Linked DNA regions of Homo sapiens: region 2 is linked to region 1. Evidence: read pairs that join two places in POLR2A ChIA-PET (ENCODE). Cell type or tissue: endothelial cell of umbilical vein. All regions are shown on one strand. Region 1 overlaps ATG13 (autophagy related 13). Region 2 overlaps CREB3L1 (cAMP responsive element binding protein 3 like 1).

Region 1 (8,000 bases):
TGTTAAGTCAGGCTGATCTCGAATTCCTGACCTTGTGATCCGCCCGCATTGGCCTCCCAAAGTGCTGGGATTACAAGGGTGAGCCACTGCACCCACCCTGTTTTTTGTTTTTTGTTTTTGTTTTTGTTTTTGAGACAGAGTTTCACTCTTGTTGCCCAGGCTGGAGTACAGTGGCACGATCTTGACTCACTCCAGCCTCCGCTTCCTGGATTCAAGCGATTCTGCTGCTTTAGCCTCCCAAGTGGCTTGGATTACAGGAGCCTACCACCATGCCCAGCTAGTTTCTTTATTTTTAGTAGAGACAGGGTTTTGCTATTTTGGCCAGACTGGTGTTGAACTCCTGACCTCAGGTAATCCGCCCACTTTCGGCCTCCTAAAGTGCTGGGATTACAGGCGTGAGCTACTGCGCCTGGCCTGTTTTGTTTTTTGAGACAGGGTCTTGCTCAGTTACCCAGGCTGGAGTGCAGTGGCACAATCATGGCTCATTGCAGCCTCGACCTCCTAGGCTCAAACAGTCCTCCCACCTCAGCCTCCTGAGTAGCTGAGACTATAGGCATGCACCACCATGCCCAGCTAGTTTTTGTATTTTTTGTAGAGATGGGGTTTCACCATGTTGCCCAGGCTGGTCTCAAACTCCTGAGCTCAAGCGATCTGCCTGCCTCAGTCTCTCAGAGTGCTGGGATTACAGGGGTCGTGGTTTTTGAACTTATTATTCCAACCACTTGGTATAGGGTCTTTACCCTCTTGTTCACATGACATACTTCTGCTCATCCTTCAAGACTCGCGTGCTCTAGAAACTTTCCCCCTTTTAATGGGAGATATAACTGCAGTCTTAACTTAGACTTCATATGCTGCTTTGTTTATATTTGTTTCTAGAGTGTGACTTGCTGGGTGGTGGTGGTGGTTGCTTTTTGGGTTTTTGTTTTTTTTGTTTTTTTTTTTTGTTTTTTTTTTTTGAGACAGAGTCGCGTAGGTTGGAGCGCAGTGGCATGATCTCAGCTCACTGCAACCTCCGCCTCCCAGGTTCAAGCGATTCTCGTGCCTCAGCCTCCCGAGTAGCTGGGATTACAGGTGCGTGCCACCATGCCTGGCTATTTTTTGTATTTTTTGTAGAGACGAGGTTTCACCATGTTGGCCAGGCTGGTCTCGAACTCCTGACTTCAGGTGATCCACCTGCGTGGGCCTCCCAAAGTGCTAAGATTACAGACCTGAGCCACCATGCCCAGCCTGCTATTGTTCTGAGACTGGGTCTCACTCTGTCACCCAGGCTGGAGTGCAGTGGCGCAGTCATGGCTCACTGCAGCCTCAAATTCCTAGGTTCAGGGGATCCTCCCACCTCAGCCTTTCCAAGTAGCTGGGAGTATATGCTGCACCACCACACATGGCTAATGTTTAAAAAAAAAAAAAAATTTTGTAGAGACAGGGTCTCCCTGTACTGCCCAGGCTGGAGTGCAGTTCTGCTTATAGCTCACTGCAGCTTCAAACTCCTGGCCTCAACTGATCCTCCTGCCTCACACTCCAAAAGTGCCGGGATTATAGGAGTGAGCCACTTTGCCCAGCCTGTATTGTGAGTTTTAAAAAATGTTTTTGCTTGCCTTATTTCACATTAGGATTGATGCAGATACTGTTTCAATGTATTTTCACTGATAGATTATAAGGCTGTATGGTATAATGAAAGGTAAATAGAATTTGGAGCTACACAGAGCCAAGTTCAATCCCAGCTGAGTGACTTTAGCCAAATTACTTAACCCCACCCCCCCCAGCACTTTTTTTTCCTGCTCTGTTGCCCAGGCTGGAGTGCAGTGGCACGATCTTGGCTCACTGCAACCTTCCCCTCCTGGGTTCAAGCGATTCTCTTGTCTCAGCTTCCTGAGTAGCTGGGACTACAGGCACCCGCTACCACGCCCAGCTAATTTTTGTATTTTTAGTACAACTCCCAAAGTGCTGGGATTACAGGCGTGAGCCACCATGCCTGGCCCAGCAATTGTAATTCTGAAAATTTTCCCAAAGAAATTAATTGAGTTTGTGGGAGAAGTTTTAGTCTCAAGGTTGTTTATCACAATTTTTGCAGTAATGAAAATTAGAAACAACCTTTATGTTCACACTAAGATGAAGATACCCCCAAAAAAGAATAAAGAAACAACCTTGGCCGGGCGCAGTGGCTTACGCCTGTAATCCCAGCACTTTGGGAGGCCAAGGCAGGCAGATCACCAGGTCAGGAGATCCAGATCATCCTGGCTAACATGTGAAACCCCGTCTCTACTAAAAATACAAAAAATTAGCTGGCTGTGATGGCAGGCGCCTGTAGTCCCAGCTATTTAGGAGGCTGAGACAGGAGAATGGCGTGAACCCGGGAGGCGGAGCTTGCAGTGAGCCCAGATTGCACCACTGCACTCCAGCCTGGGCGACAGAGTGAGACTCTGTCTTTAAAAAAAAAAAAAAAAAAAAAAGAGAGAGAGAGAAACAACCTTTATGTCCAAGAATTGGAGGACTGGTTGGATAAAATGATAGTCATATGGTGGGATACTGTGGAACCATTTTAAATGATTTAGAATTTTTAATTATAAGGAAAATTCCATGACGTATTTATTAAGAAAAAACAAGTCATCAAAATAGCATATAGACTGTGATTGCCCTTTTATTTAGAGAAGAGGCTTGTTCGATTATAAGTTGATATCTATTCTTTTTTTTTTGCTTATCTATACCTTTTAATATTTTTATAGTGACTGTAATGCTTTGAAATTAAAAATTTTTTAAACAAATATTTTAAATTTGTCCTTTCTACAGGGAGATTCCATGGAGCTGGAAATATGGTGTCTTGAAATGAATGAAAAGTAAGTGCTGCGTCTTAGGGTCCTTGGTTGTGGTTGCTGAGGATAAAGTAGATGACATCATGTGAAAAGCAGGGCTTTGTTTTCAGAGTCAGGGAGGGCATTCTGACCACTTAACAAAGCCAATAGGTCTTTGCTACAATTTGCTTCATCCTTGGCTTCCAGCCTGGACACAGAGATGACCTTCAGAGGGAACATCAGTCCAGAGAGACTCAGATACTACAGGGAAAGGAGCAGCAGAAAAAGCTGAAAAGGCTTTGTTGTTTTCCCAGAGTACAGCTAGTTCTCTGATTAAATCCCTTGCGAGCTCTTGTAATATGACTACTCTGTTTTGTCTGTTTTCTGTGTGGCAGCCATCCAATAAGATTTCCCCTCCCTGCTCCTTTTTACAGACTGTATGGGTCATGGATTGGAAATGCATGTTATTTCCTTTCCCCATTTTCTTCTTTCAAGGCAGATTAGCTTATCTCTTGCCTGAAGCTTCAGTTTTCAACAAGAGTATATAGGAAAATTGAGGAAACATCAACACATCAAAAGAAAAATCTTAGTGATAAGTATATGTGGTGGACATTAATTTTCTTTATTGAATAAATGCAATTGCCAGGTTATGACCCAAAATTTTAGAGCCAAGCTGACTTTTCTGCAGACTTCTGTTAGATTATCGAGATAGACAGCTCATAGGATAGTACATGTTTGCACCTTCAGTGTATATAATTGCAGTATTTATTTATTTATATGTTTTCAGATGTGCTGCTTTATTTCTAAAAAAAAAATAACCACTTTGAAGCTAGAAAAAATATATTGGGTGCCTTTTGGTGCTCATTTGCCTGTGTCTAGTACATGAGAAAGTAAAACATTGGCTTACCTCAGTAATCTGTTGATAAAGGTGTAATTAGAGTTCTCTGGTTAGTCAGAACATGTCTTAATAATAAATTTGGTCTTGTGTAGCTCCAGCGCTAAATAGAAGAATGCTGACCATATCTTTGTGCCTGGCAGGTGTGATAAAGAAATCAAAGTTTCCTACACGGTGTACAACAGACTGTCATTGCTGCTGAAGTCCCTTCTTGCTATAACTAGGGTGACACCAGCCTATAGGCTCTCCAGGAAACAAGGGCATGAATATGTCATATTATACAGGTAAACAGCATAGATGGTCATCTTGATTCACTCATCAACCCCCTCACTTTGTACATTGTCTGGCATTTAGATGTTCTGTGATGATGTTTTGGACAGTTGGTTGGTTTGTTGGATTATTGATGCTGTCGCTTTCATGTGATCACTATCCAGCCTGCCTTATGAACCTCACCCTTCCAAAGCCACCAGGTTTATTATCCTTTTCTATATGCACAATCGTGATTCCTGTGGAATGGATGTTGAGGTCCTAGTGATAAACATCTTAGAGCTAGGGAAGGAAGTCAAGAGTTTTATTTATTTATTTATTTAGAGACGGAGTCTCGCTCCATCGCCCAGGTTAGAGTGCAATGGCGCGATCTTGGCCCATTGCAGCCTCTGCCTCCCGGGTTCAAGTGATTCTCCTGCCTTAGCCTCCCGAGTAGATGGGACTACAGGCACCCGCCACCATGCTCAGCTAATTTTTGTATTTTTAGTAGAGACAGGGTTTCACCATATTGGCCAGGCTGGTCTCGAGCTCCTGACCTTGTGATCTGCCTGCCTCAGCCTCCCAAAGTGCTGGGATTATAGGTGTGAGCCACGGCACCCGGCCTGGAAGTCAAGACTTTGAAAAACAGTCTATACTGGGAAGATTCCACAGTTTTCTGTATTCCAGGGTTAAATTAAAACTTTGTCTAACAAACTGTTAACTCAGTTTAAGTTTTTAATTAGTTGTCTGTGGATATAAAGAATGGGTCAACAGAGTATTTTCCTTGGAGCATTTCACCTCAGCACATTTATTGAGCACCTTTTTAGTGCAAGCATTGTGCCAGGAGAACTTAAGAACTATACAGAGGCCCAGCATTAGAGGTGGTTTAATGTAGTGAGGAAAACAATTTGATACATGTATAATTACTTTTAAAAAGCAGGATTTGAAAACTGCAAACCAGAATCAGGAAAAAAAGGTACTGAGAGAATATAGAAAGATAAAATTTGTTCTGGTTGGTAAACAGTGCAGTTCTTATGAAGGAAGTAGCATTCAAGCTAGCCTATTAGGGAAAGAGAATTTGAGCTGGTAAAAGTGAGGGAGAATAATTATTCCAGATGGAGAGTTCAGCAGCTAGCAAGGCACAGAAGTGGAGGGCAGGGTCAGAGCTCTGCTCAGATTGTCAGATGAACCAGAGTGGTGGAGTAGAGGGTATGTAGCAAAGTGTGAGAGAAGAGCTTGGAATGCTGGGGTCCCAAATCTACCAAAGATGCCTTTCTTTTGTATTTAGTGATAAGCCATTGGTTTAAGCCTTTGCCTTACATGTATAGAGCTGATTTTTAGACGAATAGTATAGCAAGATAGAGGGACCAAAGGAGGAGAGACTTATCTAGTTCTGTTGAAATAATCCGGTACCTGAGAATAGTTGTCATTTCCTTTAACTTTCTTAGCAATATCCTAGCAAGCCTAACCATGTCTATTTTTCTAGGTCTTTAATAAATTTTTGCCGTCTTCTCCGTAGTCTTCTGGTTTCAAGTTGTTTTATTTGAAAATTGCTAGACTTCTATTGAGATATATTAGAAAGATACCCTACTAAAATCATCGGCTTAGTTACCTAGGACTGCTAGTCCTTTTCATACCAGTGTTTAAAGTGTTCCTTTATTAGGTATCTCTGGAGTAATCATTACTGCTCACAGGGGCCGGACGCACGGCTGTAATCCCAGCACTTTGAGAGGCTGAGGTGGGTGGTCACTTGAGGTTAGGAGTTCGAGACAAGCCTGACAACATAGCGAAACACTGTCTCTACTAAAAATACAAAAAATTAGCTGGGCAGGGTGGCACGCTCCTGTAATCCCAGCTACTCGGGAGGCTGAGGCATGAGAATCACTTGAACCCAGGAGGCGGAGGTTGCAGGGAACCAAGATCACACCACTGCACTCCAGCCTGGGTGACAGGGCTATACTGTATCTCAAAAAAACCCAAACAAACTAGTGCTGCTCACAGGATGTTGATCATTTAGGAGTGCTTTTGGATACAAATAACTGTAGCTTAGATCTAGAGATGTGGGTGATCTCAGAGGTAGACTTGGCTTTTCCACCTGCTTTTTATACTGTTGTTAGAAGGTTAACAGCGTGATACCATTAAAGAATAGTCTTGACCAGGTGTAGTGACTCACGCCTATAATCCCAGCACTTTGGGAGGCCGAGGCAGGAGGATCACCTGAGGTCAGGAGTTCGAGACCAGCCTGGGCAACATAGTGATACCTTGTCTCTACTAAAAATGTAAAAAATTAGCCAGGTGTGGTGGTTCACATCTGTAGTCCCAGCTACTCAGGAGGCTGAGGGAGGATTGCTTGGGTCCAGAAGGTCAAGGCTTCAGTGAGCCATGATCACACCACTGCACTCCAGCCTGGGTGACAGAGCAAGACTCTGTCTCAAAAAAATACACATTGCCAAGAAAAAGTTTAGCAAATTTTAAGCACTGTATCAGTATTTACATGAATAGTGAACTGCCTGAGTCTCAGCTTCTTGTTAAAGGCCTTAAAGGGTATTTACTTAGCAAGATCTCTTTTACCAACACTTTATTAACATTGTTCCTATATTACTTTATGGCAGGAGTCACTAAACTATGGTCAGCCGACCATCTGCTTGTTTTTATAAAAAAAGTTTTTTTAGGACACAGCCATCCCCTTTGTTTACATATTGTCTATGGCTACTTTTGCAATACAACAGAAAGCTGAGTATTTGTTATAGCCTATACGGCCCACAATCTTAAAATAGTTACCATTTGGTCCTTTACAGAAAGGTTTGCTGATCCCTGCTTTTTTAGTATCTTTTGTCTGTCGTATCTGTAGTACTTTTGTGCTTTGTATTTCAGATATTTACATACATTTCATTTCTTTTCTTTTTTTTTTTTTTTTTGAGGTGGAGTCTTGCTCACCTAGGCTGTGCAGTGGCACGATTTTGGCTCACTGCAACCTCCACCTCCTTGGTTCAAGTGATTGTCGTGCCTCAGCCTTCCAAGTAGCTGGGATTAATAGGCATGCACCACCACGCCTGGCTAATTTTTGTATTTTAATTAGAGATGGGGTTTCACCATGCTGGCCAGGCTGGTCTTGAACTCCTGACCTCAATTGATCCGCCCACCTCGGCCTCCCAGAGTGCTGGGATTACAGGCGTGAGCCACCATGTCCAGCTACATTTCTTTTCTTTCATACAAAACTGTAGTCTGTAAGACCTAGGATTCAGATTTATCCTTATTTCATTCCTAACATCTAACCATGAAGCTTCTTTTTTTTTTTTTTGTTTTTTGAGACGGAGTCTCGCTGTGTTGCCCAGGCTGGAGTACAATGGCACAATCTCGGCTCACTGCAAGCTCCGCCTCCCAGGTTCACGCCATTCTCCTGCCTCAGCCTCCCGAGTAGCTGGGACTACAGGCACCCGCCACCACGCCCGGCTAATTTTTTGTATTTTTAGTAGAGACGGGGTTTCACCATGTTAGCCAGGATGGTCTCGATCTCCTGACCTCATGATCCACCCGCCTCAGACTCCCAAAGTGCTGGGATTACAGGCGTGAGCCACCGCGCCTGGCGAAGCTTCTTCATACATTGTTGGAGCTTAGTATTTATTGAATAAACCCATGTGTATATTTAATTTTAACAATATTACTTGAAAAATATGAAAATAGATTTTAGGTATTTTGAATTCAAACTTTTTGCTAATATAGACTGGCCTGTCCAGGGAGAATCATAGGAAGGTTCCACTGTGTTTATGTTTTTATTTTTTTTTTTCAGAATAGTCTTACCTAGTTCATTATTCCACGGTGGAAAAGATTTCCTGCTTTGTTAAGCCATCTACTTAGAGATTTCTTCATGGCCAGGCACAGTTGGCTCACACCTGTAATCCCAGCACTTTGGGAGGCTGAGGTGGGAGGATTGCTTGAGCCCCGGAGTTTCAGACCAGCCTGGGTCACATGGCAAGACCTCATCACTACTATTTTTAAAATTTTATATATATATATATATATATATATATGTAAAAGAGAGCTTCCCACAACTAAAGACCACTTATCAA
Region 2 (8,000 bases), 340 kb before region 1:
TCAGCCTCCCAAATTGCTGAGATTACAGGCATGAGCCACCACACCCAGCTCCCACGTCTATTTTTAAAGCAATTTGTCTGTGGGCCCTTTGCAGGGGGCAGCTTCCCGGAGGCCGGTGGCCAGGCCCTGTAATTTGGGAAGATTGTGGGTATTCCTGGAGCCCATGGGCAGCCTGTGGCCCAGAGCTGGGGCACTCAGGCTCCCAACAGGGTGCGGCCTGGCCTCCAAGGTGGTCAATCAGCCACTACTGCCTCTCCCCGACCACAGCAGGCCCCAAAGTCCAGAGTCCCCTCCAGCCCTGCCTTGAATGTTGGCTCCCCTCCCCTCTCCCCTGTCTTACCCGCTGCTTCAATGGCTACCAGGCAGTGTGGCCACCATGAACAGGGCTGACTTAGAGTGGAAGACTGTGGGCACCCATCAGGAAAAGGGGTGATGCCTGCCAGCCCTATTGCCCAGGTGAAACCAGGAGGCCCACTAGGTGGGCAGGAGGTGGGTTCTTCCCTCAGGAAATCTAAGCCTCACCTCTCACTGCTCCCCACCGCTCCCCACCGCCGCCTCCTCCACCCGCCTCATACCCCCAGTCACTGGGTCCTGTGGATGCTTCCTTCTAAATCTGTTCCCTCCTCTCCATCACAACTGCCACTGCCTTTGCTCAGGCCTCCCCTTCTCTCTCTCCTGGCCGATTTCAACACTTCCTGCAGTTCTCCCTGCCTCCATCTTGCCTGCAGCCAGTCTAGTCCCCACACGAGGGCAGAGTGATCTTTTATATATATATATATGTATATATACACACACATATATATGTGTGTGTGTATATATATGTATATATATACATATATATGTGTGTATATATGTGTGTATATATATGTGTGTGTGTGTATATATGTGTGTGTGTGTGTGTGTGTGTGTGTGTGTGTGTGTGTGTGTATATATATATATATTTTTTTTTAAGACGGAGTCTCGCTCTGTCGCCCAGGCTGGAGTGCAGTGGCGCAATCTCGGCTCACTGCAAGCTCCGCCTCCCGGGTTCATGCCATTCTCCTGCCTCAGCGTCCCGAGTAGCTGGGACTACAGGCGCCCGCCACCATGCCCAGCTAATTTTTTGTATTTTTAGTAGAGACGGGGTTTCACCATGTTAGCCAGGATAGTCTCGATCTCCTGACCTCATGATCCGCCCGTCTTAGCCTCCCAAAGTGTTGGGATTACAGACGTGAGCCACCGCGCCAGGCCATATTTTTTTAATTGATTTAATTTTAGAGATAGGGTCTCGCTCTGTCACCCAGCTGGAGTGCAGTGGTCTGATCATAGTTCACTGCAGCCTTGAACTCTTGGGCTCAAGCGATCCTCCTGCCTCAGCCTCCCAAAGCTGGGATTATAGGCGTGAGCTACCGCACCCAGCCATAATCTTTCTTAAAATTGCAAATTTGGGCCAGGTGCAATAGCTCATGCCTGTAATCCCAGCACTTCAGGAGGCCGAGGTGGGTGGATCACTTGAGTTCAGGAGTTCGAGACCAGCCTGGGCAACATCTCTACAAAAAAATACAAAAATTAGCTGGGCATGGTGGCATGCGCCTGTAGTCCCAGCTACTTAGGAGGCTGTGGCGGGAGAACCAATTGAGCCAGGAAGGTCAAGACTGCAGTGACTCATGATGGCACCACTGCACTCCAGCCTGGGCGAATGAGTGAGATCCTGTCTCAATAAAAAAAAAAAAAAAAATTGAGCACATACAAAACTCTTCAGCGGCTCCCCATTTGCTTTAGGATAAAGTCACATCTCTGAACTAACCCAGCCTCCAAGGCCAAGCCACCCCCACTGGCCTCTCTGACCCCATCTTCCACTCCCCTTTGCATTCCAACTATGCTAAACTGCTTGTGACTCTTGCTATATCCCCAGCATCTAGCACAGTAAATGTTTACTAAATAACAGTAGTTGTATTAACACTGGCTTGTATTTATTGAACACTTACTCTTTTTTTTTTTTCAAGACAGGGTCTCACTCTGTCTGTCTAGGCTGGAGTGCAGTAGCACAATCTTGGCTCACTGCAACCTCCTCCTCCCAAGCAATTCTCTCTCTTTTTTTTTTTTTTCAGACAGAGTCTCACTCTTGCCCAGGCTGGAGTGCAGTGGTGCGATCTCAGCCCACTGCAACCTCTGCCTCCCGGGTTCAAGTGATTCTCCTGCCTGCCTCAGCCTCCTGAGCAGCTGGGACTAACAGGCACGTGCCGCCACAACTGGCTAATTTTTGTATTTTTAGTAGAGACAGGCTTTCACCATGTTGTCCAGGCTGGTCTCAATCTCCTGGACTCAAGCGATCCACCTGCCTTGGCCTGTCAAAGAACTGGAGTACAGGCATGAGCCACTGCACCTGGCCGCTCAAGTGATTCTCCCACCTCAGCCTCCTGAGTAGCTGGGATTATAGACACACACCACCACACCTAGCTAATTTTGTGTGTGTGTATTTTTTGTAGAGATGGGATTTCGCCATGTTTCCCAGGCTGGTCACGAACTCCTGGGCTCAAGCGATCTGCCTGTCTTGACTTCCCAAAGTGCTGGGATTACAGGAGTGAGCCACGGCGCTCAGCCTGAACATTTACTTCTCACCAGTGTTAAGTATTAACACTCACAGTGTTAAGTGTCTTATGTACATTATACTACTTAAGCCTCAGAACTTCTGTATTAGGTACGTCCTGTTCCTTTCCCCATTTTGCAGATGAAGAAGCTCAGGCTCAGAGAGGTTAAGCAACTAGCCTAAGGTCACACACACAGCCAATCAAGAGGAGTGTGAATCTGGTGCCCAAGCTCATTCTGTAAGCTGCTGAATGAAGAGGATGTCCTCACCTCTTCTGGCCCCAGACAACTCCTCCTCACCTCACAACCACCCTCTTTCCTGCCTGCCCCCTGGTCTACCCTAACAGCTCTCTTCAGTTCAGCCTAGGGTAGCTCCCAGGGGGCAGGCAGGGGGCTGAGACCTCTGCCCTAGAGTCCCCTGAGCCTTTCCCCTTCCCCTAGATGCAGAGCATGGAGCATGGGCGCTGGGACACAAACTGTGCTCCATCATGGTGAAGCAGGAGCAGAGCCCGGAGCTGCCCGTGGACCCTCTGGCTGCCCCCTCGGCCATGGCTGCCGCGGCCGCCATGGCCACCACCCCGCTGCTGGGCCTCAGCCCCTTGTCCAGGCTGCCCATCCCCCACCAGGTGAGCCTGGGAACTGTTTGTAGCGGCTGAGGGAGGGAGGAGGGCTGGTGGGTCTGTGGGAAGAGGTGCCCAAAGCCCTGTGCCCTGGGGCTCTGTGAACAGGAAGACATGAGCCTCAGGGCTGAGGGTGGGAAGCCCCCGCCCAGCCCAGGCCTCCGCCTACCCCCCTGGCTGCCCCCTCACCATACCGCAACGGGCACAAGCCACAGCCCCCTTGGAGTAACTGAGGCTCTCGTCTGTGCAGAAAAAGACAGCTTGCAGGGCTCCAGGCAGGGGTGGCATCAGGAGCCCAGTCCAGGGTCTCAGAGGTGGAGACAGCCCAGGCCACTGACTTTTCTCAAAGCTTCAGTATTTTTAAAAAAGAAAAAAGACCAAAAAGGAAATTACAAAAAAAAGTGTGCTATATTCCAATTGTTTACATTTATGAGATTAATATTTTTAACCCACACTCTCAGGCTGAACTCCCTCCTCCACCAATGTGTAGATGACAGCATTCAGCTATAAACCCAAGACCCCTCTGGGAATGTGAACCCCAGACCCCTGGCTCCTAGCCGAGGTCCTGCCTGAGTCCCAACTCGGTGCCTCCTTTGTGTTCTGGGCATGTTGCACATCCTCCTTCTCTGTAAAAGGGGCTCATGAACCCCCTAAGGTGCTTCTAGCCCTGGGATTCCACAGGATGAGCAGCATCTTAAAATCCCTAGATGGGAGCGTGGCTGGCCCTGCCCCCTGCTGGCCACACGGCTCACTTGCTCTAACTGTACGTGGCTGAAGGCAAGAAAGGTCAGCCCCTCCCTGCCCCACCACAGACCCGTGGGATCAAGGGTCGGCGGCAAATATGCAGGATCTTTTGAGACCATCTCCAAGACTGGCTCTGAGACTCCTCAGGCCTTGCCAAAGCAGGAAGGGATGGAGTGACAGCAGCAGCAGCCAGGGAAGAGGAGACTTCAGAAAGGGAAACTGAGGCTCAAGGGGTTAAGTAATTTGCCCAAAATCATGCAGTTAGAAGCAACTGACATGCCTTCCAAATTCGGCCTGCCAGACCCTGAAGCCCACGCGAGTGAGGTCATAACCCCTAGTGGAAGGCACAGGAGCTGGCATTGTCAACAGTGAGCTCTCTGCACCGCAGTCCCCTCTCTGTCACTTGAGGGCTGAGCTGGGATGTAGACCAAGGAATCTCCAAGGTCCCTGCCAACTTGAACCTTCTGGGATTCTTACTCATCAGCCTACATTCTGGATTCTGCGTCCCACCCACAATATCATGATCTCTCTGGGGCTGCAGCCCAGGGCCTGCAATCCAGCCCCCAACAACGCCTTCCTCAGACAGAGCACCACTTACTTGCATGTTGGTAGTCATGTGTACAAAGCCATGCATGCTCTTGAAGTCCTTTCTGGAACAACAAGTCAGAATAGAAATAAAGAGAAATGCATGTTTGTTAAAAATGTCCATCTGATTCTATCAAGCCCTTACTTCAACCCATTAGGAGCTCTCATTGCCTCCAACTTCTTTGTCTAGATTCTACTTCTATTTATACCCCGGGACTCATTTCAGACTTTGACTTCTCAGGGAGCATCCTCGGAGCCCCCAGCCAATTAATGCCTCCTTCTGTACTACTGCTACCAGCCATTGAACAGCTACACTGTTCCAGACATTACCTCTTGTTTTATTCTCATGGCAACCCACATACCAAAGCCTGTGTGGCCTTCACAGTTGGTGTGGAAGGTGGCCCCACACTCAGAGGCTCACCTTCTCTGAGCTTAAGGTCTGAGCTACACTGCTTGGCCAGCAATCCTTTCTCTTAGGTGTGACTTGGCTTCTTTAAGCTCAAGAGCTTGCCTCTGTTCCCTTGCAGCTGTGCCCAGAACTCCAAGCCCAGCCACTTCCCCAACTGTGCAGGGCAGGCAACCAGCTTTAGGGAGGAGGTGGGTAGATGGCATGGTGGGGACAGACCCAGGGGCAGCTAATGGAGCTGGGCTTGTCTGTTCCTCAGGCCCCGGGAGAGATGACTCAGCTGCCAGTGATCAAAGCAGAGCCTCTGGAGGTGAACCAGTTCCTCAAAGTGACACCGGGTAGGTGTGTCCAGGGGAAGGGCTCTTTTCCCCTCCAGTCATAGGCAGATAGCATCCCCACTTCCTTGGTTCAGCCCATCCCTATCTCTTGACAACCTTCCCCCACCCAGAATATCCTCTCCACCCTGCCCTACCCACTGTCCCTCCATCCATGCCCACTCTTCGTCTAGTCCTCTTCGTTTTTGTTTTTTGTTTGTTTGTTTGTTTGTTTGTTTTTTGAGATGGAGTCTCACTCTGTCACCCAGGCTGGAGTACCATGGCACGATCTCAGCTCACTGCAACCTCCCCATCCCAGGTTCAAGCAATTCTCCTGTCTCAGCCTCCTAAGTACCTGGGATTACAGGTGCCCACCACCACGCCTGGCTAATTTTTGTATTTTTTAGTAGAGACGGGGTTTGGCCATATTGGTCAGGCTGGTCTTGAACTCCTGACTCAGGGGATCCACCTGTCTCAGCCTCCCAAAGTGCTGTGATTACAGGGGTGAGCCACTGCACCCAGCCTTCGTCCAGTCCTCTTCTTGCCCAATCTACTGCTGCCATCGCTCCTGCTTGCCCAGCCTGACCCTATGAGAGAGAGGCCCCAGTCACCTTCTGGGGTTGCTGAGCTAGAGCTTAGTGATCTTCTGGAGTTGCTGAGCTTAAGGCCCTGAACCCTGTGAAGTCAGAGGTCACAGAGGACCTCCCACGAATTCAGCTCCTATGATGTCTATGCCAAGGGCGAGCTTGTAAAGGAGCTGGGCCTCTGTGGTGTCAGATGAGGCAGCACCCAGGAATTGGCTACCCAGATGTCAACTGTCTTTCTGACCCTGCAGAGGGGCTTCTGATGTCATAGCTGAGACCAAGCGCCTGGCAGTCCGTGTCCCACAATGTCAGGGCTGGTGCAAGCTCATGCTCAGCTGAACTCATGATGTCCAAGTGGAGCTGATGTGCAACGTTGCTAACTCGGTTTCCCCTGCTCTCCCCAGAGGACCTGGTGCAGATGCCTCCGACGCCCCCCAGCAGCCATGGCAGTGACAGCGACGGCTCCCAGAGTCCCCGCTCTCTGCCCCCCTCCAGCCCTGTCAGGCCCATGGCGCGCTCCTCCACGGCCATCTCCACCTCCCCACTCCTCACTGCCCCTCACGTAAGGAGCTGGGGGTGGGCTGATCCCAGAAATGAGGAATTGAATACATCCACCTGAGCACACTGGCCAGTCAGGAGGGTTTGGGGAGCCCCGAGACTGATCCCCACCCTCATCAGAATTCAGAGGGATGCTTACCTGGCAGATGGGAGTTCTAATCCTTTTATTTTTGAGTCTTGCTCTGTTGCCCAGGCTGGAGTGCAGTGGCTCAATCTCGGCTCACTGAAACATCTGCCTCCCAGGTTCAAGCAATTCTCCTGTCTCAGCCTCCCAAGTAGCTGGAATTACAGGCACTTGCCACCGTGTCTGGCTTTTTTTTGTTTGTTTTTTTTTTTTGAGATGGAGTCTCGCTCTGTCGCCTGGAGTGCAGTGGCACGATCTCGGCTCACTGCAACCTCCACCTCCAGGGTTCAAGTGATTCTCCTGCCTCAGCCTCCCGAGTAGCTGGTATTACAGGTGCACACCACCACCCAGCTAATTTATGTACTTTTAGTAGAGACAGCATTTCACCATGTTGGCCAAGCTGGTCTCAATCTCTTGACCTCTTGATCTGCCCACTTCAGCCTCCCAAAGGGCTGGGATTACAGGCGTGAGCCACCGCATCTGGTCAGGAATTCAAATCCTTTCGCCCTGCCTCATGGTGAACAGGAGACTATTGCAGAGCCAGGACTAGAACTTGACATTCCTGACCTCCAGGGGATGACCCAGGCTGCCTCCAAGGAGCGCTGTGTGAGGGGAAGTGCCCAGATGGTCCAGAATCCCCAGGAAACATGGAGCTAGGCCCTGAGCCCTGGGATGGGTGTGGAGTCTCCCAAGCCAAGATTGTAGGGAGGGGTCTGAGGGAGATGCTGTTTGGGGCACCCTGGACAAGTAAGCTTTGAGGGTGCAGTCTCAGGGATGGGATCCAGGAAGCCCTCCCGAACAATGCACTAAGAGCCTAACACCTGAGCTCTCAGCATGGCCCTGGCACCTGACACATGTTACTGAATTTCACCCAGATCCACTCCCTTTCCAGATGAGGAAACTGAGGCATAGAGCATTGTGTGCCTTGCCCAGGTCATATAGATAGCACATGGCAGAGCTTGAATTTGAACCCAGGGCTGCCTGGCTCCTAACTACCACATCATACTTCCTACAGAAATTACAGGGGACATCAGGGCCACTGCTCCTGACAGAGGAGGAGAAGCGGACCCTGATTGCTGAGGGCTACCCCATCCCCACAAAACTCCCCCTCACCAAAGCCGAGGAGAAGGCCTTGAAGAGAGTCCGGAGGAAAATCAAGAACAAGGTAAAGCCTGCCACCCTGGGGCTTCAGAGGGCTTCCTTGGTGGGTGGGCTCCCCTGGCATACCAGCTCTGAAATTGGGGGGCCCAGGAAGTGAATATGTGGCAGTGCTAACCCTTGTTTTCGGGCCTCCCCCTCTAGATCTCAGCCCAGGAGAGCCGTCGTAAGAAGAAGGAGTATGTGGAGTGTCTAGAAAAGAAGTAAGGGGCTTGGGAGGGGTGGGCAATCCACTCCCTTGCCTGACCTGCCCTCCCCTAGGCCCTCCCTCAGGGGGCAGCAGAGGCAGGGGGCACAGGGAGTGTGATGGTGGTGGGCTGGGCCGAGGAGCTGTTGTGA

The links. Peaks named below come from ENCODE experiments on the same cell type or tissue, not always from the same donor. Only the 100,000 strongest peaks of a DNase experiment are listed, where the experiment ranks them.
Region 2: POLR2A ChIA-PET joins it to region 1 with 7 read pairs; 1 of 35 experiments calls an interaction of 5 or more read pairs at or near these places.

The regions. Positions count from the first base shown.
Region 1 is chr11:46,646,350-46,654,349 of GRCh38, forward strand. It overlaps ATG13 (autophagy related 13), which reads left to right. Exons shown (of 19, transcript NM_001346311.2): 6 at 2,788-2,834; 7 at 3,828-3,968. Among named protein-coding and RNA genes, the nearest start is that of ATG13, 33 kb to the left of the region's middle. In endothelial cell of umbilical vein, no CTCF peak of the experiment used is centred here; a DNase peak (open chromatin) is centred at 3,182; H3K27ac peaks cover 2,768 bases.
Region 2 is chr11:46,304,807-46,312,806 of GRCh38, forward strand. It overlaps CREB3L1 (cAMP responsive element binding protein 3 like 1), which reads left to right. Exons shown (of 12, transcript NM_052854.4): 3 at 3,010-3,194; 4 at 5,183-5,261; 5 at 6,226-6,383; 6 at 7,519-7,668; 7 at 7,806-7,864. Among named protein-coding and RNA genes, the nearest start is that of CREB3L1, 31 kb to the left of the region's middle. RefSeq lists an enhancer at 1,706-2,401. In endothelial cell of umbilical vein, a CTCF peak has its summit at 3,934 (motif pointing left); a DNase peak (open chromatin) is centred at 3,915.